Linked DNA regions of Homo sapiens: region 2 is linked to region 1. Evidence: chromatin loops called from intact Hi-C (ENCODE). Cell type or tissue: B cell. All regions are shown on one strand. Each heading gives the region's core, and the rest is flanking DNA. Links, peaks and the distances in the headings are about the cores only. Region 1 overlaps UTRN (utrophin). Region 2 overlaps ZC2HC1B (zinc finger C2HC-type containing 1B).

The links. A loop is a pair of places that touch in the nucleus more often than their neighbours do. Peaks named below come from ENCODE experiments on the same cell type or tissue, not always from the same donor. Only the 100,000 strongest peaks of a DNase experiment are listed, where the experiment ranks them.
Region 2: it touches region 1 in a loop (15-fold over the local background); 2 of 110 quality-filtered maps call a loop at or near these places.

What each region holds. Positions count from the first base shown.
Region 1 is chr6:144,480,226-144,484,622 of GRCh38, reverse strand. It overlaps UTRN (utrophin), which reads right to left. Exons shown (of 75, transcript NM_007124.3): 27 at 2,235-2,414. Among named protein-coding and RNA genes, the nearest start is that of SNORA98, 77 kb to the right of the region's middle. In B cell, for the core only: a CTCF peak has its summit at 2,341 (motif pointing right); a DNase peak (open chromatin) is centred at 2,342; H3K27ac peaks cover 1,167 bases.
Region 2 is chr6:143,938,062-143,942,458 of GRCh38, reverse strand. It overlaps ZC2HC1B (zinc finger C2HC-type containing 1B), which reads right to left. Exons shown (of 8, transcript NM_001013623.3): 8 at 4,116-4,317. It overlaps PLAGL1 (PLAG1 like zinc finger 1), which reads left to right. Exons shown (of 8, transcript NM_001317162.2): 8 at 1-2,159. The coding sequence ends at 1,035. Among named protein-coding and RNA genes, the nearest start is that of HYMAI, 68 kb to the left of the region's middle. In B cell, for the core only: CTCF peaks have their summits at 2,077 and 2,280 (motif pointing left); a DNase peak (open chromatin) is centred at 2,258.

The DNA.
Region 1 (4,397 bases), core at 88-4,087:
AAAAATACAAAAACTAGCTGGGCATGGTGGCAGGCACCTGTAATCCCAGCTACTCGGGAGGCTGAGGCAGGAGAATCACTTGAACCTGGGAGGCAGAGGTTACAGTAAGCCCAGGCCACGCCACTGCCCTCCAGCCTGGGTAACAAGAGTGAAACTCCATCTCAAAAAAAAAAAAAAAAAAAAAAAAAAAGTTTGGTTTTTGAACAAAATGAAAAAATTGCTCCCAATTGTAAATTTTTAAAAAATAATTTCATAGAAAATTGAAATCTCCTGGGCCCCACCCAATTCCAACTTGGAGCTAACTGATGTAAAAGTTTGCAATGTAGCCTTCCCAACTTTTTTCTAAATTCATGAGGACATGTCAATATAAGAGAGCCACATTTTACCAAAACTGGAGTTATACTGTTCTTACTGTGTTGGTTTTGATCACTCATTCCCCTCTGAGGTTTCCAGAGCAGGGACCCAGGGGTTGTGTAGTGGGTGGAAACATTTATAAATTTATAATCCCTTATTATAAGAGGAACTTATTTGAGTGGTAAGTTTAGGAGAAAGAACTCAGCTGGATGCCTCCTGGGCTTGTCGTCTTGAATGTACTGAATGAGTGGAGGCATCTTCTGGTTTACATAAATGAGTGAAGGCACCTGCCGGTCCACTCTCCATATGAAGTATGCTTACCAGATCAAGGAGCAGTACATTTTTCTACAAAGGGCCAGCCAGTAAATATTTTAGGTTTTGGGAGGACACATTTGCTTCCTATCACAGATTCTTCTTGGAGGGGGGTATGTGTTGTACAACCCTTGAGAAATGTATAAACTATTCTCAGTTAACCAGGTATCCAAAACCAAACTACAAGTTAGATTTAAACCCTCAGCCAGTCCGGGTGCAGTGGCTAATGCCTTTAATCCCAGGACTTTGGTAGGCCAAGGCAGGAGGATGGCTTGAGCCCAAGAGTTCCAGACCAACTTGGGCAACATAGCAAGACCCCCATCTCTACAAAAAAAATTTAAAAATAATTAGCCAGGTGTGGCATTGCAAGGCTGGAGTCATAGCTACTCAGGAAGCGGGGGCAGGAAGGTCACTTGAGCCCAGGAGTTTGAGGTTACAGTGAGCTGTGATCATACCACTGCACTCCAGCATAGGTGACAGAGCAAGACCCTGTCTCAAACAAAACAAAACAAAATCCTCAGCCATAATTTTCCAGCCACTGAATTAGAATAAAAGAAAAGAGGTTCTAGTCCCCCAATTTCCACAAGCAAAAAGCAGACCAAAAATCTGCTCAGATGCAAGCACAACCTCTTTTCTTATGGGAAAGAAAAAATGACTCAAAGAAGACCACTTCCAAGAAGCAGACAGATCCCAAATCAAGTAGCTTTCTTACTAACTTGCCTCAATGATATATATTTATCTTAGCACAAAATTGGTTTAGAACAAGAAACGAATGAATTTACAAATGAATGAATGATCAAAGTAATGAATGAATTTAGGTTAAATATTGCAGTTGCCATTTTTTACCATTTCAAGATTTGCCACAATACAAATATTTGTTTTACGTCAAATTGAATGTAAATTAAATTGTTGTAAATTGAAAGCCTTCTTAAATCTTCCAACAAGCAATAACAAAAGTCATACTACTATAAAAACAAACAAGCAAAACCTCACTCTTAGTTTAAAAAAATTTCATAGACTCATCTACATTTTACGTGTAATGGCCAGGGAGAAAAAAAAAAGGTATTTTATCTAAGACCCAGTAAAACTGTCACATATTTAAGTTCTATTTTTCCTTCAGGTGACTCTTGAACTTTAGACACCACTCAAAAGAAAATAATTCCTCTCTATGTACTCAACCAGGCAAAACAAAACAAAAGAGAGGCTTGAAATGTGCTCTGCAATTTTTGGACTGGAATAGGCCCTACAGATCATCTGTTACATGAAAACCTGGATTGCACCTATAAAAAAAGTAAAGTTTGAATATACAAAATGACTTGCCCAAGAACCTTCTGATAATTAGGGACAGATTTTGGTCTCCTGTTTTTAACCCCTCTTTCATTTTTATCAAACTATTTCCCAAGAACTATTTTTTCTTTATAATCCAGAATTTGAAAGAAAAGAGAAGTTTTCTCCAAGATTTGAAAATGGCCAAAACATTACAGAGTTTGGATCTCAGAAATACATCACTGAAAATAATAATAATAATAATAATAATAATAATAACAACAATAATAATAATAGCATACCTCTAGCGTGTGGCACTTTCCTCGAATTCTATTACAAAGAAGTTGGTAATTCTCCAGCACAACATTCAGCTCAGACGTCAACTCCTGGCCACCAGAGGGCACCTTGGCAGCTAATAACTTGATGTTGTCCTTGAGAATCTTCACTCTCACCTCCTTCTGCAACACATCCTCTTTTGCCCTCTGTTCCAAGAAAGGATGGATGAACTTGAAAAACGTCTCCCTTTCTCAGTAACCAATTTCTTTTCTTTCTTTTTTTTTCAAGAATTAAACCAAAGTTAAAACATCTGGATGATTCTAACTGCCAAAATAGAACATTATTTAGGTAACAGTGAATGGTTCTTTGTGGGGTTTTGTTTTTGTTTTTGTTTTTGAGATAGAGTCTTGTTCACTACAACCTCTGCCTCCCAGTTCAAGAAATTCTCCTGCCTCAGCCTCCCGAGAAGCTGTGATTACAGGCACCCACCACTATGCCTACCTAATTTTCATATTTTTTAGTCGAGATGAGGCTTCGCCATGTTGGCGGGGCTGGTCTCAAACTCCTGACCTGAGGTGATCCACCCACCTTGGCCTCCCAAAGTGCTGGGATTAGAGGCGTGAGCCACTGCACCCAGCCCAGTTGAGCGTTTTTGAAATAAGAATGCTAACTCTGAAATTTCACTCATGCATCCAATGTACTCAGCTCCCACAAATGTTTTCATTTCATAACAGCAGTGTTAACGTAAGTTATCCAAAGTATGTTTACTGACATGAAGTATTTTCAAAGTCTGGGTCCAAGATCAGAATTTAAGTGAGTGAATTTTCATTATCACTGGAGGGCTGAGCAGATTACACTGTGATAAATATATTTTCACAAAAATTGAGGTACACTATGGTAGAAGTATCTTTAAAAGTTCTCTAAATAATTTAAGCTTTTTAAAAAATTATAGAACATAGGCACATGTATCCTTCTGCTAATTAATAGCATTTCAATGATAAAGTTAGACTGAGATGATCTGATCCAGAAATAGCTGTTTCTCAGTGCTAAGATAAACAATCTGACATTCAGGAAAATCAACCTATCAGGTTGGTGCAAAAGTAATTGCAGTTTATGCCATTACTTTTAATGGCAATAAATACAAATAAAACAGTCTTTCACTTTCCCCTTTACTTTTCTCTACTACTTAATGGTTTTGAACTTCCTTAGATTGGGGGAAAGTAATTAAGTGTAGTGGTTTTGTAAGTCCTAATGGCTGTTTGAAAGAATAAAAATAAATAAAATGTTGCCCAATCAAATATTTAAATATCATTTTTCTCAAATCTCATCTATAGCAACTTTTAAAATCCACAGAACTACAATGCCAATAGTGTAAAGAAAGACAATAAATGAGACAATTCTTAACATGGTAGCCTATTTTAAAATACCTTATGTACTGAGTATTTTTAAATCTTTCAAAAAGAGCTACACTAAAAAAGATGTTTTAGTGAAAAAACAACTTCCAACAAGTCTCCTGTCATATTTACTTTGATTCATGTATAATAATGTATGAATGTCATATAATCCCTTTTTTGAAAAAAATCACAGATTTTTGCTTTAGTTACACTTCTAGGTAAGTTAACTTTGAGGTAAAACATTAGTCACTGTGTTGCTTAAGCTTACAGGAAAAAAAAGCTTTGAAAACACCATCTCCTTTGGCTTGAACATTCAAGGACAGTTGAAGCTGTGTTAGAAATTTGGGAATGATGCCCAGTTCTTTTATTATATATAAAAAGAGAGTGTTCAAGACTATCGACAGAGGAGTACAAGTTTACAGGAAATGTATCCAGTGGATCCAACTAATATGAACTCCCCGATGCATTCCTACCGCTATTCCTACCTGCTCTAATGAAACGTCAGTGTTCATATGTGCCGTATGTATTAACTGGAAGATTAGTAACAGGAAAATAAGAATAAACCTCAGACAACTTGGGAGGTCTCTTTTGTTCCCCTTACAAAAAATAACTCTTTGTGAAAATGTTTGGAAATAGTGATGAATGCAATTAATGCCACTGGATTGTGCACTTAAAAATTAAGCTGACCAATGTTATATGTATTTACCCCAATTAAAAAAAAATGATCATTCTTCCTCATGCCCACTACCAGAGGTTTTTAAGTCATTCTCTGTAGCCTCCCAAAGGTCTAACTTA
Region 2 (4,397 bases), core at 267-4,266, 540 kb after region 1:
CTCACCTGTGGGGTCTGTGCCCTGGAGCTAGGGAGCACCGAGGTGCTACTGGACCACCTCAAAGCCCATGCGGAAGAGAAGCCCCCTAGCGGAACCAAGGAAAAGAAGCACCAGTGCGACCACTGTGAAAGATGCTTCTACACCCGGAAGGATGTGCGACGCCACCTGGTGGTCCACACAGGATGCAAGGACTTCCTGTGCCAGTTCTGTGCCCAGAGATTTGGGCGCAAGGATCACCTCACCCGGCATACCAAGAAGACCCACTCACAGGAGCTGATGAAAGAGAGCTTGCAGACCGGAGACCTTCTGAGCACCTTCCACACCATCTCGCCTTCATTCCAACTGAAGGCTGCTGCCTTGCCTCCTTTCCCTTTAGGAGCTTCTGCCCAGAACGGGCTTGCAAGTAGCTTGCCAGCTGAGGTCCATAGCCTCACCCTCAGTCCCCCAGAACAAGCCGCCCAGCCTATGCAGCCGCTGCCAGAGTCCCTGGCCTCCCTCCACCCCTCGGTATCCCCTGGCTCTCCTCCGCCACCCCTTCCCAATCACAAGTACAACACCACTTCTACCTCATACTCCCCACTTGCAAGCCTGCCCCTCAAAGCAGATACTAAAGGTTTTTGCAATATCAGTTTGTTTGAGGACTTGCCTCTGCAAGAGCCTCAGTCACCTCAAAAGCTCAACCCAGGTTTTGATCTGGCTAAGGGAAATGCTGGTAAAGTAAACCTGCCCAAGGAGCTGCCTGCAGATGCTGTGAACCTAACAATACCTGCCTCTCTGGACCTGTCCCCCCTGTTGGGCTTCTGGCAGCTGCCCCCTCCTGCTACCCAAAATACCTTTGGGAATAGCACTCTTGCCCTGGGGCCTGGGGAATCTTTGCCCCACAGGTTAAGCTGTCTGGGGCAGCAGCAGCAAGAACCCCCACTTGCCATGGGCACTGTGAGCCTGGGCCAGCTCCCCCTGCCCCCCATCCCTCATGTGTTCTCAGCTGGCACTGGCTCTGCCATCCTGCCTCATTTCCATCATGCATTCAGATAATTGATTTTTAAAGTGTATTTTTCGTATTCTGGAAGATGTTTTAAGAAGCATTTTAAATGTCAGTTACAATATGAGAAAGATTTGGAAAACGAGACTGGGACTATGGCTTATTCAGTGATGACTGGCTTGAGATGATAAGAGAATTCTCGAACTGCATGTATTGTGCCAATCTGTCCTGAGTGTTCATGCTTTGTACCAAATTTAATGAACGCGTGTTCTGTAATCAAACTGCAAATATTGTCATAACCAACATCCAAAATGACGGCTGCTATATATAAGTGTTTGTCATATGGAATTTAATCGTAAGCCATGATCATAATGTTAACTAAATAACTTTATGTGGCACTGCCTAGTAAGGGAACTATGGAAAGGTTTGGATTTCTCCAAATCTGGGAGAATTTTCAAAATAAGAAAATAACCTTTATATGATATACTATGACTAGGCTGTGTATTTCTTTTCAGGGATTTTTCTACCTTCAGGGTTGGATGTAGTTTAGTTACTATTACCATAGCCAACCTGTAGTTTTACATATACATTTTCTTGTGGAGCAATAGAGTTCTCCATTTTACAGAAGCATTTTAAATGTAGTTTGAATATTTTCCACAAGATGCTGCAATGTGAGTTATCACTTCATTTATCTTAAAGAAAGACTAAACTGGTTGTCAGTTACATCTGACAGAAAAAAAAAAAAAATCACTGTGTAACCAGGTTAAGTGGTAAAATAATCCAGGCGTCAGTCAAAGGCATTTTGCTGACTTTAATATTGATTATATTTTTAACAGGAATTTAAGAAAATATTACTGGAATTAAAAATATATATATATTAAACAAGAATTTTCTTTGCTCTGTCTAGCTTAAACTACTACTCAAGCTGCTTAAGTTCTTAAGTATTGTTTGTAATCACCAATAAATAAGTGCATTTGTAATTCATCAGTCATTATTAGCTTTTATTAAAAGAAGATTACGTTTTACAATGTAACTATAATCTCTTGAATTTGGTATCTTATTAATGAGTTTTAAAGATGTAAAACCTAACCTTTTTTAAAGCTCCATTGTCTTATGTTTTTAGAGGCTTTTCCGTAAACATATATCTTACATATAATAAACTTTTCAAATCTTGCAATTTGGCTTGATTAATTTTTCATACAGCTCCACCTGTGTCAACAACATGAACTACATACACTCAGATCAAGACAGAAAACACTTCCGGCTCCACCTGGCTCCCTCATGCCCCCTCCTGGTCATTACTTCCCCCACAGAAACCACTGTTTTGACCTCTACTGAGCATCTATTAGAAACTTCACTTTTTTTGAGTAAAATAATTATGACTTAAGATGGAAGCTTGTATGCGTCCATTAAATTCACAGCACTAAGAGCTTATTATTTCTAAAAATGCAATATTTAAATCATTCTATAATGTGACATAATTTATTTCTAATGTATAGATCAGAATACTATCCACCAGAGTTTAGTCTAACCTGGGCTACCATGATCCACTTTTACAACGGTGTTTACCATTAATTTCTAGCCAAATTAGAAATAAATGTACTTATTTCTTATTGGGATTTTCTCAAGGTATTATGCCCCTTAAATCTGACAGGCCTATTTCTGTTTGTTTTACTGCTAAATAGGGTGGGGATAGGTAGAGAAAGGGAAGACGAGTTTGTCTGTCTATCCAAGAAGCCCACTGGTCAAATGTGAGAAAACCTGACCCACTCACAGTCCTTAACAATGATGCTGATTGATGACCACTTAAGGGGCAAACAGCTACCCAGGATTGGAACTGAGAAGGAAATTTAATCTATGAGACCCAGCTGCCAGACAGACCTGGGTCTTTAAACTACAATGAAACCCGCGGGGAGGAAATGAGACAAAGTGATGTAAGTTATTCCGTTAGTAGGAGTCCACTGCTTGGGGACGTTTAAGTCAGTTCCCATATCCCCTCTTTGTTCTCAGAGGGAAAGCAATCTCCCAGAGCAAAAGGGGAAAGCTAAAACCTCCTGATATCCATTTATAGAAGCTTCCACAGATACTTTTACATGGCTTACTACTGTCTCCTGTGAGTTCCACAACACATACTTGATTTTCCTGAACACAGAACATAACATTTGGAGTTTAGTCCCCAAAATACAGATCATAAGAATTTCAGATATTCCGCATTACAAGTCAGGGTAGGCTGGGATTCTCCTACTTAAATTTGGACAGAAAGAAATGGTTTAATTGTTCTAATTAAAATTTTACGAGGTTAAGAAAAAGTTCTTGGATTTAAAATTATGAATTAAGTATAACTGACTCTACAAAAAGAGGTCTATTGACCCTTAAGATTGCAAAGAGGCTGGGCACAGTGGCTCATGCCAGTAATCCCAGCACTTTGGGAGGCCAAGGCAGGCAGATGGCTTGAGCTCAAGAGTTCAAGACTAGCCTGGCCAACAGTGAAACCCCATCTCCACAAAAAATATAAAAAATTAGCCGGTTGTGGTGGCGCAAGCCTGTGGTCCCAGCTACCCGGGAGGCTGAGGTGGGAGGTACTGCTTGAGCCAAGATCGCACCACTGCAGCCTGGGTGACAGAGTGAGATCTTGTGTCCAAAAAAAAAAAAAAAAAAAGACTGCAAAGAGAAGAGTCACTTCTCAACAGAGCTCTGTATAAATCAGTGCTAAAGAAATGATTAGATAGCTTCTGATTTGGCCATGATAAATAAATGGCTTGAGGCCACTGAGAACATTCTTCCCACAGGATGGAAGATTTTGGTAATCTTTTCTCTTCCACTTCAGTGTTTCCTCCCAGATATGGTCTGTGTGATTGGTATGTGTCAGACACTTCTACACAGTATATACATAAACATTTAAAACAAATATAATAGCTATAATTTAATACTTACTAGATACCAATATCAAAACTGAGATTTCACAGCTAGTATATAAAATGAAGCCAGTTAAAGAAAGATTTTCCTAGTAAGTAAATAATGTTAGTATTCCAATTACTAGTCTACTAAAAAGGTTCTAATATCAAAGCAACATTGTCTTTAAAAACCCATCAAATGTCCAATTAAACTTCAAGTGAATTTGAATCATGCATTATACAGGTTGATGTGTTTAATGCTTTTGTTTTGAAAACTTCAAAGGGAGTAAATAAAAATCTGAAGCAAGTTTTACTTGTTCTAAGTGATGCTTCAAGAAGAATCAAGGGTGTAAAAACAGACATCACATCTACCGTTCCTTCCCCTTAGGTGGCATTCTCGGGTACGCAACCATCCAGGCTGATGGGTTTCAGGGAGGCAGTCTGAAAGCAGAAAGAAGAGGCATTTACTTTAGAATGTCATTGTTTCCACATTGAGAATGCTAAATAACATAGGCCTCTTC